Linked DNA regions of Homo sapiens: region 2 is linked to region 1. A link is an interaction called in ENCODE POLR2A ChIA-PET data of the cell type or tissue named here. Cell type or tissue: Panc1. All regions are shown on one strand. Each heading gives the region's core, and the rest is flanking DNA. Links, peaks and the distances in the headings are about the cores only.

Region 1 (6,004 bases), core at 407-5,406:
GGTGCAGGGTACAGAGACTTTTACAATGACAATATTTTACTCCCTACAGAGGCCACTGTAAGAGAGCACTACAATTTTATGAATAGATTCATCTCATCATGCAATTTTTATCATCCTTTTAATATGTATAATGTTATTTTTTTCTTTGGATGTCAGCCTTATTACATCAATTTAAAAGTTTTGTGCTTTGAATTTTTAGAATGAACATTTTAGTTCATGTATTAATCTTGTTTTTAATAAAGAGCTTCTTCTAAGCTTTTCTATAGCTGAACATAATTAAATCCTCTCATAAAAATGAAGTGCACAAATTCCTTGGTAATACAAATAATGATTCTGCACATGGCAATTTGTAGGATCTTGTCTTTCTAAATTCCAGGTGTTTCTGAGGTGAGCTTTACATGAATCGGGTCAAAATCTTTCTAATTAAAGTCATGTTTGCATAGGTAAATAAAGTGGTCCAGGATTGAAAAACAGGCATATAGTAACCGCCTATTTCAAGTTTATATAAAGCATCTGGCTACTAGATGACCTTTTGGGTCTTTTATATTATATTAACATCAAGGAATTCCATTCTGTCTACTTCTCTCTCCTGCACTGTACTAGAAGAGGACCTCCTCATCACCAGAAGCTTCCTGCAGAGAGTTGAACAAAAGTCTCCTCCTAGTATCCTTCAAGAAATGAGCTTAAGTATCTTAAAGATAAAATGGTCTATTTTTTAGTAAATAGTGACAGGGTGGTGGAAGAGTATGATTTATTTTGCCCATAAAATGTATTATTTTATGAACATTTTAATTATTTTTCAACATTTCACTTTAATCATGAAATGTAAATTCAAAGCAAATTTTTCTTTTAAATATTTATTTATGTCTGATAATTTGACAATGTTTTCCTTCAGTTTCAAATATTTACCCTTAACATTAGTAAACTAAAAATGATCAGCATTTTCTTTAGAAAGGAACTATTCACACAACCAATTTAGACTAATTTTACTTAAGTAAAGTATATATTTTACGAAATCAATTACTTATTCATTAGGAATAATTCAGAAGTTTCCAAATTTTTATAAATAATATGCCAATGGCAAATGTAAATTTGAAATGTATGCAAATTTAGATTTGTATCCTTTTCAATTAAAAAATAAAGCCAGTTCTGACAATGGTTCCCAGGTTACTTCATTGGTTCTAAAGTGGCTTCAAATTTTTAAAATTTTTTTTTCATACATAATACACACATAATATCAATGACCAAAACAATTTGAGAAACATTATTTTTACTTGACTTTTTTTGTGGAAAAATAAAATGAATCATGATATGGAGGATATATAATAGCGTCAGTTACACTTTTTCTCATACTTCTTTTCTTTCTTACAGGAATATGCCCAAAGTTTGGAGGTGATTCCTTTATTTTATCCCTTTACAGGTATGGGGACAGAGAGGCACTTAAGTGTCTATAATAGTACCATAAAAGGTTTCTGCTTAAGGTATGCAATTGAAGACATGTAATCATAACTTCTGATTTTACCAGTCTACCTATTTGTCACTCCAAATACCTTACATCCAGCTCCTTTTTGTTTTAGTTCCTGCCGCCCTACCTGGTGGAATCAATTGTCCTGTCCAGGAGCTTTGGCAAGGGTCTCTGTGCAGAGGTTAGAACTATTTCAATAAACGTGTGTGTGAACTAATTTTAAAAAAATGAATCAATGTTTAGACAAAGCAGATTTCACAGCAAACAAAATTACCAGGGATAAAAAGGAACACTATTTAACAATAAAGGGTTCAACTCTCCAAAAAGACACAATTCTTAATGTGCATTTGTTTAAACAAGAAAACTTAAAAATGCGTGAGGCAAAAACTGACAGCAATGCAAAGATAAATAGATGAATCTACTGTCATAGTAGAAGACTGCAACTTCCACAGTCAGAAACAGATTTAAGAGCCAGAAAATCAGTAAGGACATAGCTTAACTCAACAGCACCAAATATTAACCGGATATAATTGACGTCTATAGACTACTTCATTCAACAACAGCAGAATACACATTCTTCTTAAGATCCCATGCAACACTCACCAAGGTAGTCCAGTTTCTGGGCTATAAAACAGGACTTAAAAAGTTAAAAGAATGTAATTCATACAAAGAATGCTTTCAAACTACAATGAAATTGAACTAGACATGAATAACAGAAAGATAGCTAGAAAATTCCAAAATACCTAGAGATTAAAAAACATACTTCTAAGTAACACATGGATCAAAGAAAGATTCCCAAGAGAAAGCTAAAATATTCTGAATTAAATGAAAATACAGTAAATAGCAAAAGTAGTCCTTAGAGAGAAATTATAGTGTAGAATGCAGATGTGAGGAAAAAAAGATAAAGATCCAAAAAACAATAATCTAAACTTTTCTTAGAAAAATAGAAATAGGAGAGGCAATTAAATACAAAGCAAGAGAGGAAAAATAAACAATAAAATTTAGGGCCAAAAGTAATAAAATTTTATAAAGAAAATTAATAGAGAAAATCAACAAAACTAGAAGCTGGTTCTTTGGTAGGATAATAAAATTCACTCCTTGTAGCTTCTTTACCTTTAGTGAGGCTAGCCAAAAAAAAAAAACAAACAAACAAAAAAAAAAGAGGGAGAGAGAAGGCAAAAAGAGCTAATATCTGACATGTAAAAGGGACCATCACCACTGATCCCAAAGACATTAAAATGATAATAAACAATTTTATGAAAACTATGTCGAAAACTTTGACAACTTAGCTGAAATGGACAAATTACTAGAAACACAAGCCACAGAAACACACAAAGAGAAATAGACAATCTGAATGGGAAAATATTGAATAATGAAATTATATCAATAATTAATAACCTTCCAAAACAGAAAGTACCAGCCATATGGTGAATTCTACCAAATTTTTTTTATGGAAGAAATTTTGCTAATTCTCTACAATCTTTTCCAGAAAATAGAAACAGAGAAGAGTTTTATTTTTTTTAATGAACTTCTATCTGTACCAGAGAGAGAATAGTTCTTAACTTGTTCTATAACAACCGCATTATCGAACACAAAAACCAGAGAAAAACATTATAAAAAATTAAAATGATAAACCAACATTTTTAATAAATATAGATGCGCAAACCATCACAAATAAGTTCAAAAACTCAATTTAATAACATATAAAAAGAATTATACTCCACACTGAAGTGGGATTTATTCCAGGTGTGCCAGACTATTTCCACATTTGAAAATCAATTAGCATAATCCATCATTTCACAGACTACAGAAGCAATATCATATTATCACATCAATTGATGAAAGAACAGATTTGACAAAATCCAACACTTATTCATGATTAAAATGCTCAACAAACTAAGAATAGAGAGGAACTTTTCCAATAAAATGAACATCTCCAAAAAACTTACATTACATGTCATGCTTAATGGTGAGAAAGTTGATACCATCTGCCTAAGATTGAGACCAAGGCAGGAATTTCCCCTCTGAACACTCTAATTAAACATCATACTGGTAGTCTTGGCTAATGTAGTAAGGCAATAGAAGGAAATAAAAATTATACAGAGAAAGAAAGAAGAAATTAAACTACCCTTATGCAGAGATGGTATTATGTGATATGATTGTCTATAAGAAAATAACCCTAAATCCATCAAAATACTATTGGAGCATGAAAGGAATTATAACAAGATTGTTGCAGGATACAGGATAATATATAAAAGTCAATTGCTTTCCCATATACTAGCTCTGAAAAATTGGAAATTTGAATTCCATGACAATAACATTTATATCAGCAGACAAAAATTGAATATGTAAGAATTAATCTAACAAGTATGTACAAGATTTATATGAGAAAATGACACAACTCTAGTAAGAGAAATCCAAGATCCAAATAAATGGAGAGATATTCCACAATATGGATAGGAAGTCTCAATATTATTAAGATGTTGATTTTCCCCAACTTGATGTATTGATTCACCACAATCTCTATCAAAATCACAGGAAATTATTTTTTAACATAGAAAAATTGATTCTAAAGTTCATATGGAAAGGCAAAGGACCCAGCATAACCCACACAGTACTGAGCAGCGACCCTGGAGGACACAAACCACATGACCCAGAACTTACTACAAAGCTGCAGTGATCTAGAAAGTGTGATATTCACAAAATAATGGGCAAATAGATCAATGGAACATAATAGAGATCCCTGAAATAGACTCAAACATATACACTCAACTAGTCTTTCATCAAAGACCGAAGGCAATTCAGTGGAGCAAAGAGTTTTTTCTATAAATGTGGCTGGAACAACAATAAAATGAATCCAGACACAGACTTTAAACTTTTCAAATAAAATAACTGAAAAGAGCCACAGGACTAAATGTGAAACAGACAAAAATAATCACACAACTTTGATAAGATAGCAGAGGTGAAAATATAGGCGACCTTGGATCTGGTGATGACTTTTTAGATACAAAGGCATGGTCCATTACAGAAGACAATTGATACAAGCTAGACTGTGGTGCATGTGGGTGGGCGGAATTATATGGAAATTAATTTTACTTCCTGTGTAATTATTCTATAAACCTAAAACTGCTCTAGCAAATAAAGTCTATTTAAGAAGAAACAATACTCATTAACTACTATTTTTTCTTTTTTTTGAGATAGAGTCTCTCTCTGTTGCCAGGCTGGAGTGCAGTGGTGCGATCTCTGCTCACTGCAACCTCCACTTCCCTGGTTCAAGTGATTCTCCTGCCTCAGCCTCCCGAGTAGCTGGGACTACAGGCGTGCGCCACCACACCCAGCTAATTTTTGTTTTTTTAGTAGAGATGGGGTTTCACCATGTTGGTCAGGGTGGTCTCGATCTCCTGACCTTGTGATCTGTGCGCCTCCGCCTCCCAAAGTGCTGGGATTACAAGCATGAGACACTGCCCCTGGCCTCATTAACTACATTTTTTAAATGGGTGCCTTTTATTTTTCTTAAAATTATATGCCAAAAAAGTTGATTAAAAATTGGAAAAACGTGGATAAATGAATATACTTTAATCAGCTCTGTGATTACTTCTCTCAGCAATGTATTGGCATTATTTATTATTGACCTCAGGCTTTTTGATGGAGAGGAGGGCCAGGATATGGAAACCTGAAAATAGTTTTCAGAAAACTAGAGCTGGCCAGGCACCGTGGCTCACACCTGTAATTCCAGCACTTCGGGAGGCCGAAGGGGGCAGATCACTTGAGGTCAGGAGGTGGAGACCAGTCTGGCCAACATGGTGAAACCCCATCTCTACAAAAAAAATGCAAAAATTAGCCAGGCATAGCAGTGGGCATTTGTAATCCCAGCTACTTGGGAGGCTGAGGCAGGAGAATTGCTTGAATCCAGGAAGTGGAGGTTGTAGTGAGCTGAGATCACGCCACCGCACTCCAGCCTGGGTGACAAAGTGAGGAAAAAAAAAAAAAAAAACACCAAAAAATTAGAACAAGGATGTATAGGAGCCATACAGGCTTCATAACTCAAAATAAGCTATAATTAAATGAAACACTTTCAGCTTCAGAAAGAATTCTGAATTTTAAATGAATTGTGATATTTTGAAATAAAATTTCCATGTGGAAATTTAAAAAACTGTAATACTAATATTTTATGAAACAGCTGAATCAGAAGATGCAGTTGAACATTTAGAAAATGGAAGTATATCTGATTTGAGATCGCATCAGGGTAGATCTCTCTCACTGAAAGCACTTACTGCAGCAAGCATGGGTGGTAGAATGGAAGTTTCTGCTTTCTTTCCCTGTGCCACAGTCTTCTACGTGGCTGGTCCTTGAAAGTTCTTCATCTCTAAGACTCAGTTTCTCTTTCATAAAATAAAGGTAATTGTAGTGCCAATCCTTAGGAGATGTGAAAATTAAATAAGACAGTACATATAAAACATTTAGTATATTTTGCAGTAAAAAGTCAATACAATTTGTTAATATTATTAATGGCATATTGTCATGAGTATTTATTTTTAA
Region 2 (6,004 bases), core at 562-5,561, 84 kb after region 1:
ATTGGACCTGAGGGTCAGATACAGTAATGCGTCAGTGCTGACTTCCTGGCTTTGAGGATTATGAGTATTGAGGTTATGCAGGAGGATGCCCTTGCTTGTAGGAAAAAGATACTAAAGTATTTGGTGGTGATGGGCTCCCAGCTGACAACTTTATCTCAGATGGTTCAGGGTAGAAAACAGATTTTTTTTCTATCCTTTTAGTTCTTCTCTAATTTTAGGATTGTTTCAAAGTAACGTGGGATTCTGAGGCTTTGGGGAAAAGTAATGTTTTGATTAGCATATCAATGCATTTATACTTTTATTAGTTTAAGCAAGCTTCAATGTCTTCCTAAACAATTTTTATCTACATATATTAAAATGTTTATCTATGTAATTGCTGTGTTAAATATATTGTTGTATTATTTTATTTTCATTGTTTTCAATTTTGTTTTTGATGTTATTTCTCTTATTCCACTATTTGCTTCATTTATTGATATATCTGCTCTTTTTCTGAAAAGATGAGTTTTTGAGTCCCGATAAAATACATTTAGAGGTATCAGCTTAACTTTACTTCTACTTTCACTTATATTTGGACACATAGTGTTTAATTATTAGTCCATATTAAATATGCTATAATTTTTCTTTTGATTTCCTTTGATTCCAATGGTAATTTAATAACATTATTTTTTGAGTCATTTAAAAATGTTTAAGCTACTGTTTTATTTAAAACTGAGTGATGTTACTGACTTACTGGAGTTTTTTGGAAAGTTGCTTTGTGGTTATTACATGACTAATTTTTATAAATGTCCAGAAACATTTTTTTATTTGTGACCTGTAGAATTTTACATATATGCCTATTTATACAGACACAATAGTTTAAGCTTATAAATTATGTTATGTATATATTCTACATTTTTGCTTATTTATTTTTATCTTCTTAATCTATAAGCTTTTAAAGGAGGAGTATCATAAATTAGATTTGTTGTTTTTCTGCCTTTTTCTATAAGTCTCTCAGGTCTTGTAAATATTGGTATATGTATTGATGTTTAAAGTGTTTATGTCTTTAGCTCTATTTTTTTACCAATATATAATATTTTTTGTTCTTTAGCTTTCAGTGTTATTTGTTTGCTTCTATTATGTCAAATATTGGTGGATTTTAAAAATCAAATCTGATTTTTTGTTGTTATATTGAGACATATGTTTCTCACTACTTTATGTTTTGCATTGGATATTCTTTCTTATTTTTGTCTTCTTTTCAACTTTGTATTGGATACATCTTTTTCCTTTAGTTTAAAAGTCATAGGACCTATTTTTATTCTTAAGTTGTTTACCTTTAACATAAAAATTCTATTGAGGCTTAAATATCCTTAGAATTTTGTAGATATATTGTTATGTATATTTTTCCTTCATTACAAATACACTAGTGTGTTCTCATGTCAAATTTATTTCATCCACACACACATAATCCCACACCACGTGGCTATACCTAGGTTTCTTTTTCTAGCTCCTTCTGAATTGTTAGGTCGCTTCACATAGGTAGGCAGGTAAGCAGGCAGATAGATAGATGATAGATAGATAGATAGATAGATAGATAGATAGATAGATAGATAGATAGATAGATGATAGAGATTTGCCATTTGTTTAAGGGTATTGGCTCACTAGATTGCAGGGACACACATGTTTGAAGTCTATAGCTTGGTAGGCTGGAAATTTAGGCAAGAGTTGATGTTGCCTTCTTGAGTCCTAAATACTGCAGGGCAGGCCAGGCAGGCTGGAAACTCAGACAGGCTTTCTATGATGCAATCTTGAGACAGAATTCCTCCTTTCGGAAACCTCAATTCTTACTCTTAAGGCCTTAAACTGACTTCGTAAGCCACAACTACATTATGAAGGCTAATTTGCTTTACTTTGCCTACTGATTGTAAATGTTAATCCCATTTAAAAAACAAAAACAAAAACCTTCACAGCAATATCTAGTCTAGTGTTTATCCAAACAACTGGGCACCAAAGCCCAATCAAGCTGACATAAATTTAACTATTGCAGGTGTTGTGAACACATTTTTTAATCTACCTCTTCTTTAGACAAAAAGATAGATTTTAATAAATTTAATTAATCTTATTTTCTGTATTTTTTGGCTAAATTCTTATGAATTTATTTTTCCTTTTATTTGAAAATGTCTTTGAAAGTGTTTCTCAAATTGATTTTAAAAAGTGATATTTCAAAGGTATGGCTGAGAACATAAGTGCTCTGGCTTTATTTTACGTAACAATTTGGTTAGCTAAAATACTATAGATTCAAAATTTTACATTTTCCTTCTATGTTAATTTTTAAATATTAGTTAATTGTTTTCTTGCATCTAGTGGTATCAGTATGACTTTTCCCTTTGCAGGCAATCTGCTCTGTATCTTCGAATGCCTTTAAATGAACCTTGCAGCACCTATTCCTCACTTTATTAGAAAGTGTACATGAGCAGTTTCTTTTCAATTCTCTGTACAGCATTTAATAAAATGACTTTCTTTTTTCTTTGAAACGGTGGTTTTCAAAGTTGGTCTCTAGAATCTTCAGCTTTGTTGTAATCGCAGTCTTGTTCCCCACATCAGATCCACTGAGTGAGAATCTCTGGGTCTGGCAGTCCCAACTGCCTCTAGGTGATGTGGACACCTTGTTTCAAGTTTGAACACCATTGCTGTAAAAGATAAACACTTTCATCATGGTTCCTTTAAATACTCCCTCTTCTCTTTCAGTTTTTCTTGTTTTATAGGACTCCTGTTATCCAGATGTGGATGTTTCTACATGTCAATATTTACCCTTTTCTGCTGTTTTATCCGAGGATTCCTCAGTTGAATCTTTCAACTCCATCATTCTTCAGCTGTGCTCATCTTACTTTTTTTCCAGCATTTGTTTATTTCATTTCAAATACTACACATTATACTTAATAGTTCTATTTGATGGTTTATTATTTCTTCTTTATTTTTCAGATTTAAAAAATCCTCCTTTATCCTTTTAAAGATTTTGTTTTAATTTTAAAATTCTTGTCAATTACAACAATTCAGGCTTACGTGTTATACGTTGCTTCATTTGTTGTCATTTGGTCATGGTTGTAACCCCGGCACTATGGTCATTTGACCTGTGAACTCATTTTCTCTTAGATGGCACCTCCCAGGTCTGGTAATGTGCCTTAGGGGAAGGCCAAAGGACAGGCCCATTTTTATGTGCTTCTGGTGAGACTAATTACAATGGAGAGGACGTGGCCCAAGCAGTTGGCCAACAAATGCAGACCTCTGTTGATAACTTATCTTCATTACTGTGTGCCAGTCTAGCCAGTGTTTTATTTTTAAATTGTAGTGGGATGCAGGATTGGCAGGCAATTTTTGATTTTTAGTTTGCATCCCACCAGGTTTTGTGTTTGTGTTTAGCGAATGCAAAATCTAACAGCTCTTGTCTCTTACCTGTGCTACGTAAAACAGCTGCCAAGCGATACCCAGCTGAGACTCGGTCTGCACTATCACGATGCCACACACTGATCATCCTGCACACTTGTGTATATACGCAAGTTTGTCTTCTCAATGTAGAGTAGATAATCCATGAGAGCAAAGGAGAACTTGTATGATTTCTTTAACATTCTAAACCTAGTGACAGGCACAGCAAGCAGTACATAGATAGTTTTAGAGGCTTTGCAATGGTTTTTATTGAATGAATACATGACAGAACTTTTGCAAAACTATCTTCACACTATTGTTTCAATACATTTAATGATGACTAGGTTTTATCCTTTGTCTTATCTATTTTATGTTAGAGGATGGTAAAAAATCCAATATTTTGGTATCTATTAAGACAAATGAAGATCCCATGAGTGATGAGATATTATGACTGTCTTATCTCTAAGTGTTCAGCAAAATATTAGATATATAGAAGACTTAAAATATGCAATCTATTACACGTTATTAAATATTTCTTCTTCAATTTAATATAGAATTATTGACCAATAATCATTACAAATTGTGTTTGTGCAGAGGAACGTCTGTGGGCTTATAGGAACATCCATAATCTCTTGTGAAGTCTGTTTTTTTAAATAACTTTCTTGTTTAATATTGTTTGTTATATTATCAAGTCCTTCATTTGAGGTTACTTTGGGAAATGAATAGTGCGACCCTGTTCAGTGTGTGTCACACTCAAAGCAGAAATATGTCTATGGTATTCTTTATTCTTCCTTGTAAAATGTAAGGCCAGAAACTGCGGTGTATATTACTGGCTTTGGGTACAGTTTTAATTGGTCCATTAAACCCACGGTTGAAAATATTTATTGTTTATTCAAAAGTTTTATGTCTTTCTAGACAGTGACTGAGAAGGCGGATAAGCAGAATACAGTGGAAATAGGTCCTAATTATCATGATTATTAGAACACAAGGAAGCCCAGTAGCTTTGATGGAGAGGACAGCTCTTGTATCTTCCTTTAGGAATTCAGTAGCATGTTTAACATTTACAACTTGTGAGCCACTTTTTTCTTAACATGTAGAAAATTCTTTATTGATGCACTTTGGACATAGAAAAGCCTGTTCATATATCTTCAATATGTCTGTGATTTATTGAGAGGAATAAAATACTTATTAATCATTTGAGTTCAGGATATGAAATAATTTTTCAACATGTCCAGATGAGCCTGTCCAGCTAAATTCTATCATCAATTGCAGGCGGTGGTAGAGACTTGGCCTTGAGTGTCAATCTGTCTTCAGACACAGTTTTAATTTCAGCTTCCACTAGTGTATCAGTGGCTTGACAGTGAATTATGAGTTTCCTGCTCTTGGCTGGACAAGTCACTCACAGAATTTTTTTTTTTTTTGGAATGTGACTCAGTTCTGGAGGAATTATTTTAGATAAATGTGATTGTTTCCTATGAAAATAAAAATATATTTTCTTGCATGTAGAATGAGCCACATGACATATAAAACAGGAATTGTATACATTGTGCATTTCTCTGTTCGACAATCCTACAATGAATTCTAAAATTCAGTTTTCATCAGTGAAGAAGAAAACTTGTGTAATGAAGAAGTATCTTTCTACTAATGATTCCATAGACCAAGGCAACCCTCATAGTTGGTTTGCTTCCCAAAGTGACAGTTTACATGGCCAGGATACTTTTAAATATACAACTTAATATGATCGCTGTAGAACACTGAAAAGAGAATCAACTAAGTGTGTTGCCCAGGCTGGGTGCAGTGGCTCATGCCTGTAATCCCAGCACTTTGGGAGGCTGAGGCAGGTGGATCACCTGAGGTCAGGAGTTCAAGACCAGCCTGATCAACATGATGAAATCCTGTCTCTACTAAAATTACAAATATTAGCCAGGCGTGGTGGCGGGTGCCTGTAATCCCAGCTACTCAGAAGGCCGAGGCAGGAGAATCACTTGAACCCGGGAGGCAGAGGTTGCAGTGAGCCAAGATCATGGCACTACACTCCAACCTGGGCAACACAGTGAGACTTTGTCTCAAAAACAAACAAACAAACAAACAAAAATATGTTGCCCAACACTAAGGATACAGAAAAATAAAACAGCAGGATTATTTTTAAGGAAGGAAATTTCGGGTAACTGTTTTAATGACTATCCACTCTAATATAAATCAGTAGTTAAAAGCATTTAAAAATGAAACAATTGATGCTGAATAGTGTGAGGAAAGTTGAGGCTATGTCAGTGAATACCAGTGTGACCATGAGGCGACAGAAATGGAGACTCTAAATGTATTTGTGCATTATGCCTAGGTTTATGCAAGCCTCATAGAGGTATTCAGTGTCGTTTAGGGGTGAAATTAGATTATGAATGTGCAGAAATCAAGATACTGTCTTGTGTATTGTGAGTGCCCAAAATAGGGGAGCTCTTATTGTAGTTAGTGTTGTAATAAATTATTTTAGATACCATTTAATACCAGGTTGTTCAAGTAGCTCCATATGAAAATGCCTTTTCTGAATACCATTGCTTTACGAAAAGATACTGATTCTAAACCAGTGGGTCTCAACTGAGGCTGATTT

Evidence for each region. Peaks named below come from ENCODE experiments on the same cell type or tissue, not always from the same donor. Only the 100,000 strongest peaks of a DNase experiment are listed, where the experiment ranks them.
Region 2: POLR2A ChIA-PET joins it to region 1 with 12 read pairs; 1 of 35 experiments calls an interaction of 5 or more read pairs at or near these places.

What each region holds. Positions count from the first base shown.
Region 1 is chr10:4,417,811-4,423,814 of GRCh38, forward strand. No RefSeq gene overlaps it. Among named protein-coding and RNA genes, the nearest start is that of LINC00703, 37 kb to the left of the region's middle. In Panc1, for the core only: no CTCF peak of the experiment used is centred there; no DNase peak of the experiment used is centred there; H3K27ac peaks cover 334 bases.
Region 2 is chr10:4,501,509-4,507,512 of GRCh38, forward strand. No RefSeq gene overlaps it. Among named protein-coding and RNA genes, the nearest start is that of LINC00703, 120 kb to the left of the region's middle. In Panc1, for the core only: no CTCF peak of the experiment used is centred there; no DNase peak of the experiment used is centred there; H3K27ac peaks cover 1,872 bases.